2 separate regions of the Mus musculus genome follow, and region 1 is linked to region 2. A link is a loop called in an ENCODE intact Hi-C map of the cell type or tissue named here. Cell type or tissue: gastrocnemius. All regions are shown on one strand. Each heading gives the region's core, and the rest is flanking DNA. Links, peaks and the distances in the headings are about the cores only. Region 1 has its middle 2.9 kb from the start of Vmn2r6. Region 2 has its middle 7.4 kb from the start of Vmn2r7.

Region 1 (2,927 bases), core at 129-2,628, 160 kb after region 2:
GACTTAATGGCTAAGTTGATTCTTTCTGGCCACTGCTTGGCAGCTTTGCCCATGTCACTTATCATTAGAGCTTCAGGTAGCATTAGAAAATTCAAGTAGCTGGTCTCAGAGCTCTGAGCTCTGAAGTATAACAAGTTAAAAATTAAAGTTTAAATAATGATAAGTTTATAATTATTATTTTGGCTAAAGGCTTGGGAATAGGGAAGCTTGAAACTTTGGGGAACAATTGTAATTCTTGATTCTTTGTGGGACGTGGTTATTATTTTGAATTTGATTTGGCAATGATTATACAATATATTTTTTCTACCTCCTTTTGGAGTATCAATGAAAGACTGGGGCAAGAAAAGGCCAAGAGAGCATGAGAAGAGCATGAGAAAAGTGAGTAAAGAAAGAATGTGAAGAGTGAGTCAGGAGAGAATGTGAGGTGTGTATGGTGTGTTTGTGTGTGAGTGAAAGGAGAGTGCATGTGGCATGTGTGTGTGTGTGTGTGTGTGTGTGTGTGTGTGTGTGTGTGTGTGTGTGTGACGTGTGTTAAGAGTGTCTGTGAGAGTTAATGGAGAATGCACAGAGGTGTGTGTGAGTGTGGGAGTTTGAGTAAAGAAAAGCACACAGGAGAAAAGCAGAGAGCACAGGAGAATGCAGAGTGTGTGCAGCCTCAAGCTGTGAGTGAACAAGAAAGAGAGAATGAGAGCAGAGAGTGAGATTGAAGAGAGAGAACCTTTAAGCCTTGAAAAATTCCCTGTCAGTTTGTACCCAAAAGGTAGTTTGTGTATATTTATTATGTACCTTCCATATATACCTGCTTCCAGTTGAGAACTCCTATTCTGTGTCAAGGCTGGGCCCTGACAATCTCTGTTTACAGTGGGAGTAGTTTTCTATAGAAGGTTCTCAGAAAGTCACTCCTCAGCCAATTCTCTTGGAACAGAAGCAGCAGTATCTAAAAGCTAGTTAAGGATATAGAATCAGGGGTTGCATACCACACCTGCAGAAGAGAATCTACATGTTCAAAGACATCTGTTGGTGTGTGTGAACACTGAGGTTTGAGAAGCTCAAATGCTGCACAATGTGCTGCAGCTTCACTGTTAACTGATACAAGCTCATTAAGTGCATTCTGGGAACTCTGCCTTATGTCTGAGGAAATGTTCACGATAGGATTCTGACTTGCAGAAAAACTTCTATTGCTACTGCTGACTCCTGAAAGTTATCGTATCAAAAACGGAATTCTCAATTCTCAAATATAACAATTATTGTCAGAAAAGGAAAGTTGGGACAGGACTAATGTCTCTTAATATGTGTATCTTATACAAGTACAAACATACAGAGATTAGACATAAAAATAATGCCAGAAATTAAAAGAAAACAAAACTTTAGTCTCCAATTCCATAGCCATAAAAACTGCATTTTTATTTTTTAATGTCTATTTTTGAGTGTTTTGAAAATAAACTTAAGATTGTTATAGTATGAGGGTAGGGCAGGTATTAATTGTATTAGACATAGTAACTAATATAGCAGACTTTTCCATTATGCTGTTTGGTCTTTATAGCTGTTTGGCTGTTTCTTACATGATATCAATATCAGTCACGAATCCTTTCCTTTTATACATGCTCCAAGTTATTACTGGAAGGAGCAACCTTCAGTATGGTTGCTGACCAATGAGATTTATGATGAGTCCCTAATTAACACTTTCCTCATTTCTCTAAATTGTTTCCATTTTCACAGTGAAGGTTATAAGAAGTGATATATATATATATATATATATATATATATATATATATACATACATACATACACACACACACATATATATATATATATATACACACATATATAAATTTTAGTTTTATATATTTAACATATTTCTTTAAAATTAGTTCTATATAATTAATTTCCACCATTAACATTCCACAGTTCCCTTAGTCACATGCAGTTCCAATGTTCTCCAAGCAGTTTACACTTTCTTCATGAAATGCAAATTCTCCTAGTTTGAGAACCCCTTACAAGACTACTTTATATAGAATTCAGAAGCTAGAGTGAATTTAATCTAATGTTACTTTCATTGTGTCATCATTTACTAAAACAGTAACTGCTTCATGAATTCAAGATGGGGTTTGGAGAAATTTCATTTGGAAATGAACAACTTTTGCAAGATACTAGTTTCAGGTGGCCATGGGTTAAACTAAATAAATAAGGAAGATTTAGATTATTCTGAAAATATTACAATGAAATAATACAAAGAAGAGAGCGTTTTATATCTTGCTTTGTTTAAGGCACACACAAGTTAAATTTATGACATGGGGGTTTTTGAAGGAAAAAAGGATATACAGTGTGTAATAGTACTGTGGGGATCATAATAGAAACTAATGAATGAAGGAAACTCTACCCAAATCTCACCTAATTACATTGAGATATTTTCTTTGTTAGTCTTTGGGCGGGGGGTAGTTCCATCCCTTCTATGCAGTTTTAATCATAGTAAGAGGCCCGCTGTTCATTTTAAGGCCAGTTCTATTTACACTACTATATGATCTTTCTATTCAATGATTTTTGAAAATAGAAAATGTTCCCACACAGTTTAGAAGCTACCACTGGATATTGAAGATTATTCCAGCTTTTTAAATATTCTAAATACCCAGTTTGAGGCAGATAGCTTTTATTCCTTTGGGAAGAACTAATTAATTTTTGACTAATTTAAAATTTTAGCTATAGGCTCAAAGCATGTGGATATTTTATAGATCTCAAAAAGAAATCTATCTTAATATTGTATGTGCATTATCTATCTTTCTTTCTTTCTTTCTTTCTTTCTTTCTTTCTTTCTTTCCTTCCTTCTATCTACCTATCTATCTACCTGTCTATGGACTTTACATGCTGATCACTATGCATCCTCTTCTCCCAGAATTCCCCTCATAAGGCTTCTCCCCCACTACTTATCT
Region 2 (2,927 bases), core at 161-2,660:
AAATGTAAATGAGCTAAATACCTAATAAAAATTTTTTTAAAAAAAGGAATAAAAACCTCTTGTTTTTGCAGTGATCTATAGTCAAGCTGTGTTTCTGGGGGTCATGTTCTCTACACCTGGGCCCCAGGGGTACAACACCATCATTTGTCTGAATCAGAGATTCTTAAACCTAAGTTCAAAATTCTTTGAAAGAAACAATCTCAGCTTGGTAGGCAAAAAAACAAAACAAAACAAAACAAAACAAAACAAAACAAAACAAAACACAACACAAGTTTCTCACTGCTAACTCTGGCAGCATTCTTGGTAGTATTGCATTTATTTTGACTCTGGAAGATGTACACCTCAGCCAGAGAATTTATAGCACTCATAGTAAAAAATGGTGGAGTGCCAGGATCATAAGAGAGGAAGAAAGATTCAACTAGTGAAGTGACTAGACCTAGATTCTGACCTTACAGACTTCACTCATGTCCTTTCTTTTTATGGGACTAAAAGAGTATATGGGCTTTTGGATCCCTATCTAAGCTTGCATTTGCCATGGTAGTGCATGTCTGCTCATTTATAAAAGGTAAAACAAAAGAGTCACCTGAGGTTGTGTGCTTGGAAATGAGGCATTGAGCTCCCACAGTTGTGCATTTCACAAGACCCCTCCCTGTGAGAGTACAGAGGAGGACTTTTGTCACCTTTTCTTGACCTTTGTTGACTTCTATGGCATTTAAAGGATGAAATCCCTGTTCCCTTGATAGAAATAGACCGTTTTTATGAAGGGTCCCAAACTGGATACCAAATGCTACTACACAAATCAGAAGCCTTCTCAATCTGAATCTAATTCATGATGCAAGAAAGATTAAGTCATAACGATACCATTTTAAAGTATAAAGTACCCATTTTAAAATAACAATATAACTTAGAATATTATGTCTTAGTAATTGTATTGTCTCTAGAATACAATGTCCTTTGAGAATTAGGACAAGTCACTGTGGGTGGTAAATATAATTTGCCAAGAGGTATCCTTGGCAACGAAATAGTAATTATCTCAAAACAGCTGCCCTCTGGGAAGAAAGGGAGGCCAGGCATCATTCTGAGGCATTCTGGAAAGGTTCTGGACTGAACCCAGAAGCTCAGTAGGGATTCTCATGTTATTATCACTGAGGAGTGGTCCCTAACCAATGAGACATTTTATTAGATGAATCCAAACTCTGAAAAGCATGTTGGGAGAGAGCCCCCAAGATTCAGGCTATTCACTAAGACTGGTCAGCAATACCTTGAAATTATAAGGAAGATTATAAAAGACCCAGAGCATTGGAAGTTGAAGACTCTGGAGACAAATGGCACACTGATAGCACTTGGTCAAGGCAAGAGTGTCAGTTCAGGGTAACTTATGAAGGTTGAGCCAGTGATGGGGAAATGAGGGCAGACTCCTAGTTCTCCAGTTAGTTAGAAATAAACAGTTTCTTTGGGAAACTCTTGAGTCAATGAGAGATAGACTATGCTTACCAACAGCTAAGACATCTTTCAATGAGGATCCAGTAGAGATAGTTAATGTACTTCATAGTGCAGTGTAGCCAGGGTGACTAATGATTCTAACGACGTCATGTGAAAAACAAACACATGTTAGTGTTACAGTAAGAAGAGTACTTGTGAAAGAACTGTTTTTAAAATGGGAAGGACTTTCTTTCACTACAATATTTTTATACATTGTAGATTTAGAAGCCATGTTCTCATATTCAATGAGATAATGTAGAGGAATATGAAAATTAAAAACTTGCACAAAATATAGCCCTTTAGTGTTTTATGTAAGCACTGTTTTTAATTGGACATGAATATGGAAACACAAAGCTGACTGGCTGTAAAACCATGAGAAAGAGGACAGCTCACCTCATTTGATTTCTTTCTCCCAGTAACTAATTTTTTTTTTTTGCCTATTAAAGATACTAGAGAGGTGAAGAAGTAAAAAATATAGGTAAATTATAGAAATTGGGAATGTAATTTTAAGTGTTGCTTTGATGTCTGTTTTCTTTCTTTTTCTTTCTTTCTTTTTTTGCTTGCAATGTTTTGGATTTTGCCAGGATCATTGAATGCATTCAGGAATATGATCTACAAGACCCTTGTAGCCCAGCATGTGTCTATATTATAGCTGGTTCTAAGTTTACTATGTAGCACGTTTAGTTTGTTATTAATCTTAATATTATAAATAAAACTTGTACAGCAAGGATTTTTAAAATGCTTTTATTCCTTCACTTTACATCCCAACATCATGGTCGGCTTTTCTTCCCAGTGCCTCTCACACTGATCTTCTCCCCATTCCCTGCTCCCTTCTTAGAGAAGGGGAAGAATGCCAGCAGTCATCTTTTTATCAGGTCCCTCCCAGTCCCTTTGCCCTACCCCATTTCCACAACTGCACATCAAGTCATAGCAGGATTAGGCATATCCTTTCCCACTGAAACCACACAAGGTTGCTCAGTTAGGGAAACAGGGAGAAGAGGCTGGTGACAGATTCAGGGTCCGCCCCCACTTCAGATGTTGGCAGACCCACTTGAAAACCAAGCTGCACTGCTGCTAAGGAGGCAACCTAGGTCCAGGCCATGCTCTCTCTTTGGTTGGTGATTTAGTCTCTGGGAGCTCACACTACTGCCCACAAATATTCCACAAGACACCCTGAGCTACATCTGATACAGTGATTTTAGTTTGTTATAAATTTCAGCATTATAAGTAAAACTTATTGATCAAGGTCTATTTATTTATTTATTTATTTATTTATTTATTTCTTTATTTATTTATTGGTTTCTATTTGTTCCTTAAAATGTAGTTGGGAGAAAAACCATGTGATCAAATGGTCCACATGTTTTCCATGATCCAAAATGTGTACTGAATTTTATTCTGACAATATTCTCTGAACTTTATTCTTAGGGTGTTAAGAGGGATGTTTG

What was found. A loop is a pair of places that touch in the nucleus more often than their neighbours do. Peaks named below come from ENCODE experiments on the same cell type or tissue, not always from the same donor. Only the 100,000 strongest peaks of a DNase experiment are listed, where the experiment ranks them.
Region 1: a loop joins it to region 2, with 12 times the contacts of the local background. A loop is called at or near these places in 11 of 42 quality-filtered maps.

What each region holds. Positions count from the first base shown.
Region 1 is chr3:64,561,220-64,564,146 of GRCm38, reverse strand. It overlaps a transcript of Vmn2r6 not described here. Among named protein-coding and RNA genes, the nearest start is that of Vmn2r6, 2.9 kb to the right of the region's middle. In gastrocnemius, for the core only: no CTCF peak of the experiment used is centred there; no DNase peak of the experiment used is centred there.
Region 2 is chr3:64,725,537-64,728,463 of GRCm38, reverse strand. It overlaps the pseudogene Vmn2r-ps11. Among named protein-coding and RNA genes, the nearest start is that of Vmn2r7, 7.4 kb to the right of the region's middle. In gastrocnemius, for the core only: no CTCF peak of the experiment used is centred there; a DNase peak (open chromatin) is centred at 1,113.